2 separate regions of the Homo sapiens genome follow, and region 2 is linked to region 1. A link is a loop called in an ENCODE intact Hi-C map of the cell type or tissue named here. Cell type or tissue: OCI-LY7. All regions are shown on one strand. Each heading gives the region's core, and the rest is flanking DNA. Links, peaks and the distances in the headings are about the cores only.

What was found. A loop is a pair of places that touch in the nucleus more often than their neighbours do. Peaks named below come from ENCODE experiments on the same cell type or tissue, not always from the same donor. Only the 100,000 strongest peaks of a DNase experiment are listed, where the experiment ranks them.
Region 2: it touches region 1 in a loop (2.4-fold over the local background); 5 of 110 quality-filtered maps call a loop at or near these places.

Annotation. Positions count from the first base shown.
Region 1 is chr22:35,943,667-35,952,372 of GRCh38, forward strand. The region is part of intron 1 of RBFOX2 (RNA binding fox-1 homolog 2); the gene reads right to left. Among named protein-coding and RNA genes, the nearest start is that of RBFOX2, 81 kb to the right of the region's middle. In OCI-LY7, for the core only: no CTCF peak of the experiment used is centred there; no DNase peak of the experiment used is centred there.
Region 2 is chr22:36,004,112-36,012,817 of GRCh38, forward strand. The region is part of intron 1 of RBFOX2 (RNA binding fox-1 homolog 2); the gene reads right to left. Among named protein-coding and RNA genes, the nearest start is that of RBFOX2, 20 kb to the right of the region's middle. In OCI-LY7, for the core only: no CTCF peak of the experiment used is centred there; DNase peaks (open chromatin) are centred at 5,320 and 8,382; H3K4me3 peaks cover 2,014 bases; H3K27ac peaks cover 2,190 bases.

The sequences.
Region 1 (8,706 bases), core at 98-8,097:
GGTGGGTGGATCACGAGATCAGGAGATTGAGACCATCGTGGCTAACACAGTGAAATCCCATCTCTACTAAAAATACAAAATACAAAAAATTAGCTGGGCATGGTGGTGGACACCTGTAGTCCCAGCTACTCGGGAGGCTGAGGCAGGAGAATGGCATGAACCCGGGAGGCAGAGCTTGCAGTGAGCCGAGATCGCGCCACTGCACTCCAGCCTGGGCGACAGAGCGAGACTCCGTCTCAAAAAAAACCCAACTGCCAATGGACTGTGAATGTACAGTGGATACAGACAGAAGTGATACACAGCAAGAAAAATAGCATCTGACTTTTATATTCTTCTTTGGCTGCTTAGATGCTCCTATATGTACCTACATCTGTAAAATCTCTTTAAGCAGAAGAATCCTTCACTTATTCAGTAAGAGTGGATTGAACAACTGCTTTGAGAAACATAGTGCTGGTATTCTTGCCCTTGAGGAGCTGAGAGTCATAATAATTACAAGACAGTGCGACTGATACCATAACTAAAATCTATTAAAAATAACTACAGGACTTCAGAAGATCTTTTTAAAAGTGTGTGGGGGGATGGAGGTGAGTGATAACTTCAAACCTATTAGGACAAGACCTCCAGTACTATGTTGAATTGATACATGCTGAAAAGACAGTGATTTTTAAAGCCGTTTTTCTAAATGCTTTTCTGGAAATTATCAATATCATTTCTGAATGATTAGTCAATATATTTTCCCAGAAAGAATACTGGCAAAATTACAAGAAAATACTGGTGAAATTACCCAGAATATAGCACATAGAGGAGAAAAAAGGTACTATTTTTTGTAGCATTTTAAAAATACAGTTAAGAGAGGTACAAAGAAAACTTAACAATACTGAAGCTCCAAAGCTCTGCTTTCCATACAGTTATACTTGTGATATAATATACTAGCCATAAATCCTAAGCATTGACCAATAAAACAATAACCAAAGTGAAGTTGCCCGAGAAGCTTAAGAAAGACATCATGCTGCCAATCAAAGTATTTCTTCCTGGCTTCTATCATTGCTGAGAGTTGGCTATGAGCAGAGTGCAGAAAACTGGAAATACACAACAAAGTTAAACCAAGCAATGAAAAAAACAAATCTGGCCAGCCGCGGCGGCTCACGGCTGTAATCCCGGCACTTTGGGAGGGTGAGGTGGGAGGATCATTTGAGGTCAGGGATTCGAGACTAGCCTGGCCAACACAGTGAAACCCCATCTATACCAAAAAATACAAAAATTAGCCAGTCTCAAGAAAAACAACAACGACAACAAAAAAACAAATCCACAAAACCATCCCACTGCCTTTCTTCTGTGTCTAACAAAATGAAAGGGGAAGAATAATGAAAATGGAACAAAAAGAATTCTTACCACTCTGCAGTTTGGAGAGAAGAAAGCGAGATAAAGCAAAGGAAGATACAAAATGAAGCTGTCTTCTACAAATAACTTGGGTAATGGGTACGAGCTCAGATTTTTCATTGACTTACTCCCCAGTCGAAAATGAATTTCACATCACCTTGCATGTATCTAATAACAGAAGGAAACAGACCACACTGACTAAAAAAAAGCAAATCAAGTTGCTCAGGATGTTTCACTATGTTATTCGCAGCAAGTTAATTGTTTTTCAAGTATTGAGCCTATTTTTGAATTGGGACATAAAAGGAATGCCACAGGAACAGAAGATGTAAAATCCCATATGCTATTACATGCAAAAACTAATCCCAGCAACAAATCTCTCTGGCTTGAGAAAAAAATATATACCTTTTTTTTGAGGGTCTCACACTGTCGCCCAGGCTGGACTGGAGTGCAGTGGCATGAACATGGCTCATTGCAGCCTCGACCTCGCAGACCCAAGCGATCCTCCTATCCCAGCCTCCTGAGTAGCTGGGACTACAGGCATGTGCCACTACACCCGGCTAATTTTGTTTTATCTTTTGTAGGGACAAGGTCTCACTCTGTTGCACAGACTGGTCTCAAACTCCTGGCCTCAAGTCCTGCCTCGGCCTCCCAAAGTGCTGGGATTACGGGAATAAGCCACTGTGCCTGGCCTCAAGAAGAGAAATTGCTAAGTGACCACAGGGCGTCATTCTGCTTCCAAACCATAAGAGTTCAAAATACCTAGAGATAAGATGAAGACTTATAAGTGATACGAATCTGATAGTATCTAACAACATGGTCCCAACATGAGGTCCAACTGTTAACTAGTAAACTAAGCTTTCGCTGCAAAAAAACTCATTCTACCTCCCTATCAAGACAATCAATGACAGTTATTTGTTACATTCACTACTCCCTCCACATTTACCGCTCCCCCCTTTTTTTTAAATTAAAAATCAGCTGGTATAAGCAGTATGTTTCATGGTAAAATCTGATACAGGATTTACTGGGTTCTTGAAGATTATCTTTGAAACACACCAAAATTTCTTCAATAGTGGTCGCAGGTGTCTAAGAAATAACCAATCAAACCCCTTTTCTTTACAGGTGAGGAAGCTGAGACTTAGAGAAGTGCCTTGCCCACAGTCACTCAAACTAGGTAGGTATGAAAGAGAACCCAGAATTTACAACTCCTGACTCTCAAATCATATAAACTATTCACTTCAGACTCTACTAGTTATATTACAGATATATGTAACTCCTTTCATCATGCAATAGAAAGGTTGGACGGAACCTTGGGAGTTGAAGATACAGATTCAAATTCTGGCTGGGTCACTTTCTAACTATGTGACTAGTCAAAATCCTTAATATCTCTGACTCTAAATTTTCTCAACTGTGTAATAGATAATATCTACCACATAAAGTTGTGACATCCAATGAGATAATCAGGTGACGCTTATCTGGCACAATATTTAACATATAGGAGAAGCTCAAAAAGAATTCCTTCCCAACCCCCACGTCTATTTATTGCAAAATTATATAGTCTATGGGAATAAATCCTACAAAGTAGCACATTTCCAAATAACCAACCTTTAATTTCCTTAGCTTCCTCTACATCAGCTATTTAGGAATATGTGCTAAATGGCCATTCTGCCTCACTGTAAGGTGTTCAAAACCTAGTGATATTATAAACTGTTTCTAGTATTCAAGAACAGAATGAATGAGAATACCTCTAAAGTGACCAAAGAAACTCTGCCTTTTGTGACATACACAGTCAAGGCCACATGACAATACTTTGGTCAACAACTGATTGCATAAACAATGGTAGTCCCATGAGATTATAACGAAGCTGGTCAAGCACAGTGGCTCACATCTGTAATCCCAGCACTCTGGGAGGCCGAGGAGGGAGGATCACCTGAGGTCAGGAGTTCGAGACCAGCCTGGCCAACATGGCGAAACCCCATCTCTACTAAAAATACAAAATTAGCCGGGTGTGGTGGTGAGCACCTGTAATCCCAACTACTTGGGAGGCTGAGGGCACAAGAATCGCTTGAACCCAGGAAGCAGAGGCTGCAGTGAGCTGAGATCGTGCCACTGCACTCCAGCCTGGGCGACAGAGCAAAACTCTTCCCTGCCACAAAAAAAAAAGATTATAATGAAGCTGAAAAACTCCTATCACAGTGACATCATAACTGTCATGGCACAAAACATTACTTATGTGTTTGTGTGATGCTGGTGTAAACAAGCCTACTGTGCTGCCAGTCATATAAAAGTCTAGCGCATACAACAATGTACAGTTCACAGTGCTTGATGATAATAAATGGTTATTTTACTGGTTCATGTATTTACTATATCATACTTTTTTTCATTAGAGTGTGCTCCTTCTACTTATGTAAAAAAAAAAGTTACCTCAGGGAGGTCCTTCCTGAGGTCTTCCAGCACACGGCATTGTTATCATAGAAAATGACAGCTCCATGTGTGTTACTGGCCATTACCACCTTCCAGTGGGAAGGATGTGGAGGTGGAAAGCATACTGATGATTTTGTCCCCGTGGAGGCCTAAGCTAATGTGTGTGTTTGTGTCTTAGCTTTCAACAAAAAAAAGTTTAAAAAGTAAAAAAAAAAAAAAAAAAAAAAAAAAAAATTAAAAATCTTAAAAAAACCTTATAGAATAAGAATACAAATAAAATATTTTTGTACAGCTATACAATGTGTTTATATTTTAAGCTAAGTGTTATTACAAAAGAATCAAAAAGTTAAAAAAATTTTAAAGTTTATAAAGTAAAAAAGTTACAGTAAGCTAAGGCAAATTTGTTGTTAAAGAAAAATAATTTTGTAAAAATTTAGCGTAGCCTAAGTGTACAGTGTTGATAAAGTCAACAGTAGTGTACAGTAATGCCCGAAGCCTTCACATCCACTCACACTCACTCACTGACTCATCCACAGCAACTTCCAATTCTCCAGGCTGCATTCACAAGTGCCCTATACCTGTGTATCATTTTTATCTTTTATACTGTATTTTTGCTGTACATGTTTAGATAAATTAGATACATTAGATACATGTTTCCATGTTTAGATACATTGTGTTACAACTGCCTAAAGTATTCAGTATAGTCACATGCTGTACAGATGTGCAGCCTCGGAACAAAAGGCCGTATCACACAGCCCAGGTATGACAACGTATGCTTCATACAGCCAGATAGTCCACTCTGCTGTCATCAATTCCTGTTTGGCTAACACCCTCAGTTCTTTCAATTTTCTTTACAAATCCACTTTGTTCTTGCATTTTAAAAAAATAAAATAAAATTCAATCATGACAAAATTATATTTTGAAGTACATAAATAATAAATAAAATTCTGGCCAGGCACAGTGACTCACTCCTGTAATCTCAGCACTTTGGGAAGCCAGGGTGGGAAGAGGTCGAGACCAGCCTGGGCCAACATAAGGAGACCCTGGGTCTATAAGAAATAATAAAAATTAGCCAGGTGTGGTGGTGCACACCTGTGGTCCCAGCTACCTGACAGGCTGAAATGGGAGGATGGCTTGAGTCCAGGAGGTGGAAGCTGCAGTGAGCTGAGATTGTACCACAGCATTCTAGCCTGGGCAACAGAGTGAGACTGTCTCAAAAAAAAATTTTTTTTAATTAAAATTTTAAAAATAAAGTTCCCCGTTAATCTATCTTTTCTAGTACTGAGGTTCAAGATCATACTATAAATATTCTTTGCAGTTTCCTTTCATCTTTTTTTAAAACTGTGGTTAAATATACATAAAGTTACCATTTTAGCCATTTTTCAGTATACACTTCTATAGCATTAAGTATATTTATATTGTTGTGCAACCACCTCCATCCATCTCCAGAACTTTCTGATCTTCCCCAACTGAAATGCTGCACCCAATAAACACTAACTCCCCATTCCTGTCTCCCTCCGTCCACTGCCAACCAGCATTCTACTTTGTCTCCATCAATGTGACTACTTTAAGTACCTCACGTGAATAGTCAAACAATATTTATTTGCGCCGTGACATAATCTCAGCTCACTGCACTTATCTCACTTACCATATCTTTGTGGTTCATCCATATTGTAGCACGTGTCAGAATTTCCTTCTAAGTCCAAATAATAATATTGTGTTAAAATTATATAAAACACAATTTTATGTGCATATCACTGTATTGTAGCCTACAATATGTGGTACGTAAAAATCACATTTTGTCCATCCATTCATCTGTCAATGGACACTTGGGTTGCCTCCACCTTTTAACTATTGTGAATAAAGCTGCTATGAATATGGGTGTACAGATATCTATTCAAGTCCCTGCTTTCAATGCTTTTGGGTAAATATTCAGAAGCAGAACTGCTGGATCACTGGTAATTCTTTGGTGTTTGCACAGTGACAATATTTAACTTTTTAAGGGACTGCCATACTGTTTTCCACAGCACTGAACCATTTTAAATTTCCACCGGCAAAGCACAAGAGTTTCAATCTCTCCGTATTCTTACTTACACTTGTTATTGTGTGTGTATTTTCATCCTAATGAGTGTGAAGTGTTATCTCATTGTTTTGATTTATATTTCCTTTACAACTTAGTGATGTTGAGCATCTTTTCATGTCCTTTTCATCTTTTCATGTGCTTATTGACCATTTGTATACCTTCTTTGGAGAAATGTGTATTCAAGTCCCCTGCCCATTTTATAATTGGGCCATTTGCTTTTTTGTTGTTGAGTTGTAAAAGTTCTTTATATATTTTGGATATTAATCCCTTATCAGATATATTTTTGCAAATACTTTCTTCCATTAGTTGGTTGCCTTTTCACTCTGTTAATAGCGTCCTTTGATGCATAAAAGTTTTTAATTTTGATAAAGTCTAATTTATCTGTTTTTTCTTTTGTTGCCTGTGATTTTGGTGTCATGTCTAAGAATCCACTGCCAATTCCAAGGTCACGAGGATTTACTCTAAGTTTTCTTCTAAGAGTTTTATAGTTTTAGCTCTTATGTTTAGGTCTTTGATCCATTTTGAGTTAATTTTGGTATTGATGTAAGGTCCAACTTCATTTTTTTTTTTTTTTTTTGCATGTGTCTTACTTATTTTTGAGGTTCCTTAGATCTCTCTCCATTTGCCATCTTCTTCCTGTTTTCTGAGGATTTAGAATTAAACATCCATTCCATCTATATACTGGTTATCAATTAATTGATTATCAGCTCCAAATTTACCTTTTTTGCCGGCTGTGTGAAAATGAACCTGGGCCCTTTAAATACTTTTCCTTTGCAAAGCATGCATGATGTCAAGCTTTACCCATAGAGGACACAGGAGATACACTGTAGGAGGAAAGCATTTCGCTTCCAGGTCCCATTGTGCTTGCCTAGCAGGTTCTTACAGGATAAGCAGTTTCCCTCCATCCTAGCTCCTACAATGGACAGCAGCCAGCAGCTAGTAGCTTCCCTCAGTAAACCTTTTCATGTTGTCATATGGCAGCAAAGTGCCTCTGGTGAGACAACTCCTTGTGAAGAGCTTTCCCAAGTATCCTAGAGGGTAGTTTTTGGCAACTTCAAAAGGACAGATTTCCAGCAAGTTCTGCTGGTATAAGTCCATAGGGACTTACTTCTCTGCCATTCTGAGAGTCAAAGTCATGCCTTCTCCACCAAAGCCCCTCAGATTTCAGTCTCTCGGCCAGGAAGTGTTTGGTGGTATTGAGGGAGACGGCTCTTTGGGTATGATATCTCGGTCCCGGGGTAGCTGCTTAGCTGCTATTATACTAATTCTATTTTGTCACACATCAATCATATTATTATATTTCTTATTATAGATACAGCAGATCTATATCTGCTGTTATTTAGAGTTTTCTTCCTAGGAGTCAATTTCTCATTATTTCAGTCTCCTCTTATGGTAAAGAATTCTTTTTTTTTTTTTTTTTGGAGATAGAGTCTCACTCTGTTGCCCAGGCTGGAGTGCAGTGGTACAATCACAGCTCACTGCAAGTTCCACCTCCCGGGTTCATGCCATTCTCCTGCCTCAGCCTCCCAGGTAGCTGGGATTACAGGCGCGTGCCACCACGCCCAGCTAAATTTTTTGTATTTTTAGTAGAGACGGGGTTTCACCGTGTTAGCCAGGATGGTCTCAATCTCCTGACCTCGTGTTCCGCCTGCCTTGGCCTCCCAAAGTGCTGGGATTACCGCACCCGGCCCTTTTTTTTTTTTTTTTTTTTTTTGAGACGGAGTTTTGCTCGTTGCCCAGGCTGGAGTGCAGTGGCGTGATCTTGGCTCACTGCAACCTCCACCTTCCGGGTTCAAGCGATTCTCCTGCCTCAGCCTCCTGAGTAGCTGGGATTACAGGCATGTGCCACCACACCCGGCTAATTCTGTATTTTTAGTAGAGACGGGGTTTCTCTATGTTGGTCAGGCTGGTTTTGAACTCCCAACCACAGGTGATCCGCCTGCCTTGGCCTCCCAAAGTGCTGGGATTACAGGCATAAGCCACTGCGCCTGGAGGTAAATAATTCTTTATATTAAATGCCCTGTCCAAAGTACTGTGTAGTCTCTCTCTCCTGGCTGGACCTGGACTGATACAAGTGAGCTGAAAAAAAATGCTGACAGCTACTTACTATATATAAGACAGACATTATGCCTAGTGTTTTATAAACATTATCACTTTTAATTCTCACTAAAACCCTGTGATATATCACTTTATAGTAAGGAAACTGAGGCTCAGAAAAACTATACAATTTTTCCCCCATATTACAAATCCAGGTCTGTCTTACATTAAAGTCCCTGCTGGCTTTCTACTATGGTGTTTATTTTTCTTCACAGACCTAAGAACATATTTTTTAAAGAAACTGAACATCTATGTGAAAAAGAATTAACGTAGCAGGTCTGACTGCTAAGGTTGGCCTTAGCTAGTATCTGAGAACTGAAGATTTCACAAGGGTTCTATCCCCAGAACTGATCAGAGTGGCTCTTATCTGTTAATGCCTGCTTTCCTTTCGGGAGTCTGGAATTTTGATTTGTGCTAGGGTTAGGGTGCTTATGTGAACAGCCCCCTTCACCATCCCCAGCCAAAAAATCTCAGCACTAAGTCTGTAACAAGCTTCCCTGGTAGACAACACTGTTACAACTTACTGCTGGAGGAATCAAGCAAGTCCTGTGACTCCACTTGGAAAGGACTTTTGGAAGCTTGAGTCAGGTTTCCTCTGGACTTCACCGCATGCACCTTTTTTCTTTGCTGACATTGCTTTATAGCCTTTTACTAGTATAAAGCATAGCTATAAGTATGACTACATCTGAGTTCCATAAGTCCTAGATAATTCACTGGACCTAGGG
Region 2 (8,706 bases), core at 589-8,588, 61 kb after region 1:
GTCACTGAGTTAACCCACTTATACATCATTCTTTCCACTTCCCCAACCTCCATGACTTTCTCCCAATTTGCCCAGAGTTTCAATGCTTAGGCCTAGATCGTTTCAACATTCAAGTTGACAACACTTTCAAAACTGAGACTCCAAGTTCTTCAACCTACTTATTTCCAGGGGGCACTACCTACACCAAACTCATCCATTGGATCCTTACACATCATTGCTACCCAAAACTCTTCTAACGTCAAGATCTCAAACTCGTAGGAAAAGCTCCTGCTGTCCTTTGTTTTCTCCCACGCCCTTATTCTACCTGAACCCATTCATCTCAGTTTATTGACACTTGGCACTAGGTAACGTGCACTCAGCTACACTCATGGGCTTCCAAGTACTGTCTGATAGTTAAGAAACAGCTGGGCGAGGTGGTTCACGCCTATAACCCCAGCACTTTGGGAGGCCGAGGTGGGTAGATCACCTGAGGTCAGGAGTTTGAGATCAGCCTGGCCAACACAGTGAAACCCCATCTCTACTAAAAACATAAAAATTGGCCAGGCATGGTGGCAAGTGCCTGTAATCCCAGCTACTTGGGAGGCTGAGGCAGGAGAATCATTTGAACCCAGGTGGTGGAGGTTGCAGTGAGCCAAGATCACACCATTGTACTCCAGCCTGGGCGACAAGAGTGAAACTCTGTCTCAAAAAAAAAAAAGTTAAACCATCAGGACCAACTCAATCCCAGCTGGCACTTACTGAGACTGAGCAACCCTTTCATCCCACTTCTTGATGAATCCTTATTACATAGGAACAGCAGCTACTTCTAAAACTTCTCACTCTCCTCGAAGTGTCAACACCACCACCTCTGCCTGCAGACTCCCATTCTCTGAGGAAAGGTTGAGTTCCTCTAACATAAGCTCATTCAACTTCCCTTCTCATAACCTCATACACATTAGATGCTCAATAAATACGTGTTAAATTTAGGAAGAAAACGCATCCTGGCTTAATACTGGCTGTATTCAAAAGAATGATGTTTACGGGGAAAAACAGCTCTCTCTGAATTTTACTCTAATTCAAGATTTTATTCTACAATACTAAGCAACCTTAAGGAAAGTCAACATGCCTCCCTAGTTTCTCAAGGCTACCACCACCAATCAGTGGCATACACTGCTGCTGCAAAGGAATCCTCTGGATAATCGTGAAAGCACACTAAGAGTCTAGAAGGAAGCATAAAATATAAACTCCAATGATAAATGACCATACTGCAAAAACGTGCTGCCCATAAATGTGAACGATTCTTAATTCTGCAATTCAGTGAGATGCAAAGAAGTGTCTAAACAAAATGACAGAACACTGACGGCAATGCCACATGCTAAATACCCATCACTTGGCACTTTGTGAGGACTGACAAATATTCTGAGGGCAAAAATTGCTCTGCAACAGAAGATAAAAGCTTTAAATAATTAATTGGCATAGGCAATTGTATAACAGCTTCAGAATGAAGTGTCCCATTTTCACCTAACCCTAGTGCCTTCCACAGGTACTAGTTCGTCGTCAGAAGAGATAGGCAGCACATGTGTTCCACTGAAAAAATCTCTAGGTCCCCACTGAATCTAAGGCATACCACTTTCACCAGCTTTTGTCTCATGTGGTCATTACAGAATAAGAGGTTTGGCAAAAGCTTTAGCAAAGTAGAGCCAATCGTTTCTCATAACGTGTTCTAAACTTTTTTCTTGACCTTTAGCTTATGGTAGCTTAGACAAGTATCTTAAAAGCATTTCTAGTCAGCCATTTTTGGTAACTTGTGAGCAAAATTATTTTTAGCTGAAAAAGTTTATTTCAATCCCTCTCTCATAACTCAGAAGCATCTGACCAGGTTTAGTTCAAGCTTTCCAGAATAATTTGTCTTTGAGTGGATTCAAAGCATAAAACATTTCAGCTACAAAAGAGAAATTCTCTCCTTAATTAACAGAACGAGCAATCAAAATGTGCAAATATATAGGGTATGTGAATAAAATATCACCTGCCTACCTACTGCCAGCCCTGGTATACTGTAGAAATTAAGCACTTAAATGTTGATAAAAATTTTTGAAAGCCTCTAATGGACAAAACAACATTGTTACAGCATTCCATGCTATGAAGAGCAAAATGCATGCCTGCATGGTAGAAAGTGCTTCATGTAAATTCAAATATAATCAAACAGAACATAAGATTCAAGTTGTGTCCATGCGGCACTCAACCTGTGGTTCCAAATAGAGGGAAAGTTTCTTGAAGGATGCAGACAGATGAGAAAAAGAAAATAAGATAGTCTGCTGGAAGTCAGTACAACTACATATGTACAACATAACCAAATACAGATTTTCTTTGTTCTTTTTTGCTTTCTCTTTTTTTCCTTAATGAACAAAGACTATATTCCTCCATCTACCCTTATAAGGATATGTTTCTGAAGTGGTAGGAGAATCTAATCACCAGTGCCCAGCCAGCTTGGTGAACAATGGTCCTACATGATTGCAAGAGAACAGCAGTGTGCGGATGAACTAACTACCAACGACACTTTGGGCAAATCCCTTGCTCGCATGCCCTCCACCCCAACCTCACTGACTCACTTGCAGTTCCTCTCATACCTTGCCCTTGTACATACTGTTTCTTTTGTCTAGAATGACCTGCCCTGCTTATCCACTCAATACGCAGCAACAGCTTCTGCAGAATGTTCTCCAAATGCCCATCCCACCCCAGCCAGATAAGAATCCCTCAATTCCTCCATTATGCTCCCATAGAAGCACTACTCATCCTGGCTTGGTACAGACACTCCTCTATCCACCACCAAGTTAGGTTCTGTAATGAAAGGCTGCTCCTAAGTCCATTTGTTCATAAAATTCCAAGGTGAAAAAAATCCAAGTAACCCATGGGTGCATGTCTAGCTAGGGGACATTTCTTAAGAACAAGGGAGAGGCTTATGGTAGTGATTCTCACTCATTTTGCTTCTTCTCAATCCACTTTATGATTTGCACTTGACCCTTTATAATTGTATTGTTGAATGATTCATCTTGTATACACATTCACCATTTCTAATGTACTTTCCATTTTTAATCATCTCTTATCTACCCCTCCATATCAGCACTTTCAGTAAATAAAAAATGTAAGAAAACATAGCTAATATACAAACATATAAATATATATAATATAAATACATAATAAGTAAATATAAGTACTGGAATATCCTACATAGAATAAACAATGTCATACACAAAATCAAAATGACAAAATGACCATGCGCCACCACACAAGTACTATTTTTTATTTGTGGTAAGCAGAATTGGCATACTTTTTCTCCAACACACAACTTGACTCATTTCTATGAAAATTAGCAAGTTTAAGGACCATAAACCCTATGTTTACACAGTACCTATCCCTGTGTAATTTTAATACATTATTTTATTTTTAAAACAAGTAATACATGCATGTAATACAAAATTCAAAAGGAACAAAAGGTATACAATTAACAAATTTTGTTGGTATGATTTTTTTATATACAATAAAAATTAAGTCTTTACCTATACCCTTATTCCTCTGTCTCTCAATGCTCCTCCGAGGAGGCAACCGCTGGGGAGTCTTGTGTTTCCTGGCAGAGTCTATGCACACACGGATACTTTTTTACTTTATACAAATAACAGCAAACTATACACTCTTCTGTACTTTGATTTTCACAATTGATATATTTAAAGAGTGTTCTATGTTCATACAGAGCTGCCTAATTAATGGCTACATGATATTCCACTGTATGAATGTACCTTTTTTTTTCTCATCAAGAATGTACCTTATTTTATTTAGCAGATTTCCTGTCAACGAGCATTTTTGTTTCTTCAACCTTCTGCTACTTCAAATAATGCTATAATGTATATTCTTATACGCAGATGCAAGAGCATCTGTAGGATAAATTCCTGGAAGTGGAACTGTTGAGTCAAAGAATACGTGCATTTTACATTTTAATAGACATTGATAAATACTTCTTCATGGAAGTTATGTGACTTTTCACCACCACAGCAATATGAGTTCCTATTTCTTTACTCACACCCTTATCAAACCATTGTGTTATCAAATTTTTATTCTAATTTTATAGTTGTTCCATAAACCTTCCCCAAAACTCAAGTTTTATAAGAACATTCCATTAACTCTGTAACTAACCCCAGCATCTAGCAATGTTTAACATGTGGTAAACATTCAAATTTTGTTCAATCAAATTTTGTCTCCAAGCAAAAGAAGGGGGAGGGCTGTTACACAATAAGAGAGGATTACATTAAATATAAATAACCAAAGTGTTTAAAATGTTAGCACTTTTTCCCTTTTAGAGAAAAAGGAAGAGAGATTAGGAAGAAAGGATGGATGAATGGATTGATTCTGATCTAAAATGGTTTCTCCTAGAGGTTTAACAAAAAATAGGGGCCAAGAGCAGTGGCTCATGCTTGTAATCCCAGCACTTTGGGAGCCCGAAGTAGGTGGATCACTTGAGGCCAGGAGTTTAAGACCAGCCTGGCCAACACAGTGAAACCCCACCTCTACTAAAAACAGAAAAAATTAACTGGGCGTGGTGGCACACAACTGCAATCCCAGCTACTCGGGAGGCTGAGGCATAAGAATCACTTGAACCTGGGAGGGGGAGGTTGCAGTGAGATTGCACCACTGCACTCCAGCCTGGGCCACAGAATGAGACACTGTCTCAAAGAAAAAAGAAAAAAAAAGGAAAGATTCATACCTGTCTGAAATAGTTAAGTATTGTCCTACCTTAAAGTAAAATATACAATCTATCTTCAAAACACCAAGAAAGCTGAAGGGCCTCCCAAAGGAAAGAAGGAAGATTCCTTCTCTGAAACTGCCATAGGATACTGAAACTTCTCACATCAATATTCTTTCTACACAGCTTCAAAAAAAACTGACTCTCGTCATATATTTTACAGTCACACAGTTAATATCTCATGCATTTGCTTCTGTATGGTACCCAGCATAGTTAATACTAGAAGTCTTTCAGTGAACACAATAAATACTGAACTCTGCAGCCCTCCAGTCATCATGTGTTTGCCATGGTCTCTGGCGCCCGTGCTTTGTGCTATAACAACCACCATAACAACAGATAACACAAAAAACTGTAATGACTCATTTAGTACAAGCCTCATTTATTATCTCCATTTTACAAATAAAAAACTGAAGCACAGAGGGGCTAAGTAACTTGCCTAAAGGACACACAGCTAAGTAAGATTAGAGACAGAATTTCTGGTACCAGAAAGGGCCTTCCTTTTTTTTGAGACAGGGTTTCGCTCTGTTGCCCAGCCTGGAGTACAGTGGTGCAATCATGGCTCACTGCAGCATCTGCCTCCTGGGCTCAAGAGGTCCTCCCACCTCAGCCTACCGAGTAGCTGGGACTACAGGCACACACCACCATGCCCATCTAAGTTTCGTTTTTTTTGTTTTTTGTTTTTTTGTAAAGGCGGGGTTTCACCATGTTGCCCAGGCTAGTCTCAAATTCCTGGGCTCAAGTGACCCACCCGCCTTGGCCTCCCAAAGTGCTGGGATTACAGGCATGAGCCACTGTGCCCAGACAGAAAGGGCCCTCTTAACCAAATATTTTAATACAGTGTGATAACTGCTCAGACAGAGGTATTCACAGAGTATCTATTACCACAGAGCCACCTGCCACTACACTTTCACATATATTCTGTGACTATTTCCATCCAAGCAGTGTATTAAAATTATCTATGTACATATCCTCTGCAAATTTAAGTCACTGCGCAACTGAGTTTTAGGTTACCAGGTGGAATAAGAAAATACCATTTCCACTCCTCGGGTTGGCACTTCACCTTTCCTATGCTGGTACTTCTTCCGCTCCTGTGTGCCACCATTTCCTAAAACCCATCTCTTCTAAGGTAAAATCTACATCTTAGTGTGTGCTGCTGCCCTAGAGATGCTGGCCAGACCTCTAAATTGCCTGGGTACCTTCTCGGAGTCCTGAAACACTACTGAGACCCACATCATTCCTGCTGGGTAGAATGCAGGCAGTATAGTTCCCACCTATCAGCAGCCACCAGCCCAGATCGATGGCTCTTATCAGGGACATGGAGTAACCTGAGCCCCTGCCAACCCATCTCTCGACTGCTAGGACAGGCGCTTTCTGCTATCAGGTTGCACAAATGCCTGGAAACTTTACACCGGGTGTGAAGGAAAAAGCAACAGGGGAAACAACACAGCATCTGGTGCCCTGCCGGCTTCCATTCACTACTTGGGAAAGGAACACCTTCCTCTGTGACTCGGGCCACAGAGACTGCGCGGGCCTAATTCACCTACTGCAGAGCCTTGGGACCACAAAGACTGCACGGTGAGATTAGAACTGAGTAGAGGTCGACATTCACCTAGAGAGTGAGACACAACCCCACTGGCCTCATTCTCATTCTCTAAACAGCTAGAATACTACCTCTTCTATAATATTCTCACGGAGAAAAAGGGCTATTGCAAAAGCCAACTCCGAAAGGCACATTTTATTTCATATCTTTAAATGTGGAAGTCTATAAAGATTAACTGTGCTAGAGTCAAGCCTAAGTTTGATATCATTAACTCCACATCTGAATCAGAATCCAATTACTGTTCAGTACACACACACACACACACACACACACACACACACACACACACACACGTGTGTTTATATTCTCTATTTGTTGAGCCAAATCTACTTACTTCCCATCAAGTCTCAGTTACGGAGAGGCCATACCCTAGGGAAGAAGAGCATTCACTCAATCCTGGGGCTTTCCACAGACAGAGGGGTTAAGGGTAGCCAGTGGCAATTATGGCTGCTGAGATGGAACACCTATTAGAAACTAAACCTTCCTTTCTCACAATTCAACACAAAACTTAGTTCACTGAACAGCATCCTGACAGCAGTGACACTCAATCAGGATAAACCTAGGCATCTGGGAAACATCTGGTATACAAGATGTCATCATGAATAAAACTCACACTGCAGTTAGATTCCATGTGCAATGACTCATGGCAGATCCTGAGTATAATTACTAACTCAATGACATATACGATAGCTGACCCACAATGTGCCCCACCAGTGCAAAAAAGACCAGGGGCAGCTGACTGGGGCACATGGAGAGACGAGGATACCTATCTTTCACTCAGACATCTCTAAAAGGTAGCAACATCAGGTATCTGCAGGGTATTCACGTGAAAAAACAAGAGATGTAGATTAGGTCTCCAATCCTGGGATTTCATGATTCCATTAAAACACAGAATCATATTATTTGAGGTCCTGTACTAATCAGTCATCTTTACAAGGGACATTTGGACATGGTTCTCTCAGTAGACCAGAATCTTAAGTCCAGAAAGCTAATAAATAGAAAAAAATATATATACATATATAAACTGATACGAAATAATTTCCAAATAGAAAAGCAAAGCAAAGTGCAGAATAGTACGCATACTGTCAATGGAGTTTTTAAAAGAAATATTACGTAGGCACTGTCTCTAGAAGGACACCCAGATAACTAACAATACTAGTTACTTCCAAAAAGATAAAATAGGCAGCTAGGAGAGGGAGAGATTTTTGACTCTTCTACATTTTGCATATTTTGAATCATTAACCATGTGAATATATATGCATTAAGAAAATGTAAAAGGAAGAAGAAAATACTCCATACAAGAAACTGTCAGAAAAAAATCACACCAAGAAATAAAAAGACTAAGAAATGAAAGATTCTACTGAGCCTTAAAGACAAAGTCTGAGTTTATTGTTTGTTGTCACATTCTCTCTCTGAGCCTGAGATACACTGTCTATAAAAATGAGTATACTGACTATTTTCCATGACTAAAGCAGAGGGCTGGTACAGATAATTTCTAGATGCCTTCAGCTCTGATGATTTTATACTACCCACCATTATCAATCCACTGATTGATCTGTTGTTGATCTAAATTAGAGATGGAATAACTTTGAGATGAAAAAAAGCCAAAAAACAACGACAAACTATCATGCATACCACAACTGTCATCCCAGTTCTACATGAATCAGCTGTCAGGTAACAGGTAAAATGTTTTCAATATTAAATATACGGCATGCCAAACCAATGAAATTCCTTTTGCTCCATTCCTCATCAGTCATACCCTTTCAGTCTTAAGGGCCATGAAAAGGCACTGGATAAAGAGCCACAAGATCTGGGTAAAAGCATCAGCTTTGCCACTTCCTAGTCATGAGGCTTAGAGAGGTATATTTTCAGCTGAAACATGGGAAGAATCATCACCTATCTTTCAGGGTTGTTGAAGAGAATAAATAAGGGCCTGCACGAAAGCATTTTATAAACTGTAAAACATAACACGGAAGCTGGGTGCAGCTGCTTGGAAGGCTGAGGTGGCAGAATCGCTTGAGGAGTTCAAGGCTGCAGTGAGCTATGATCCCACCACTGCACTCCAGCCTGAGTGATGCACTCCAGCCTGAGTGACTAAGAATATCTCTTAAAAATAATAATAACATAAATGTAATTGTTGAGTATTACGAGCAATTTTAGTCACCATGCTTCAAATCTGGAGGGTGACTATAGAAAAAGCAACACAAATTATTAAGATTTAAAAAAATAGATTGTATAAGGGCTAATATATCTTTTTCAACAAACATTTATCAGTTCTTTTTTTTGTTTGTTTTTTTGAGACAGAGTCTCACTCTGTCACCCGGGCTGGAGT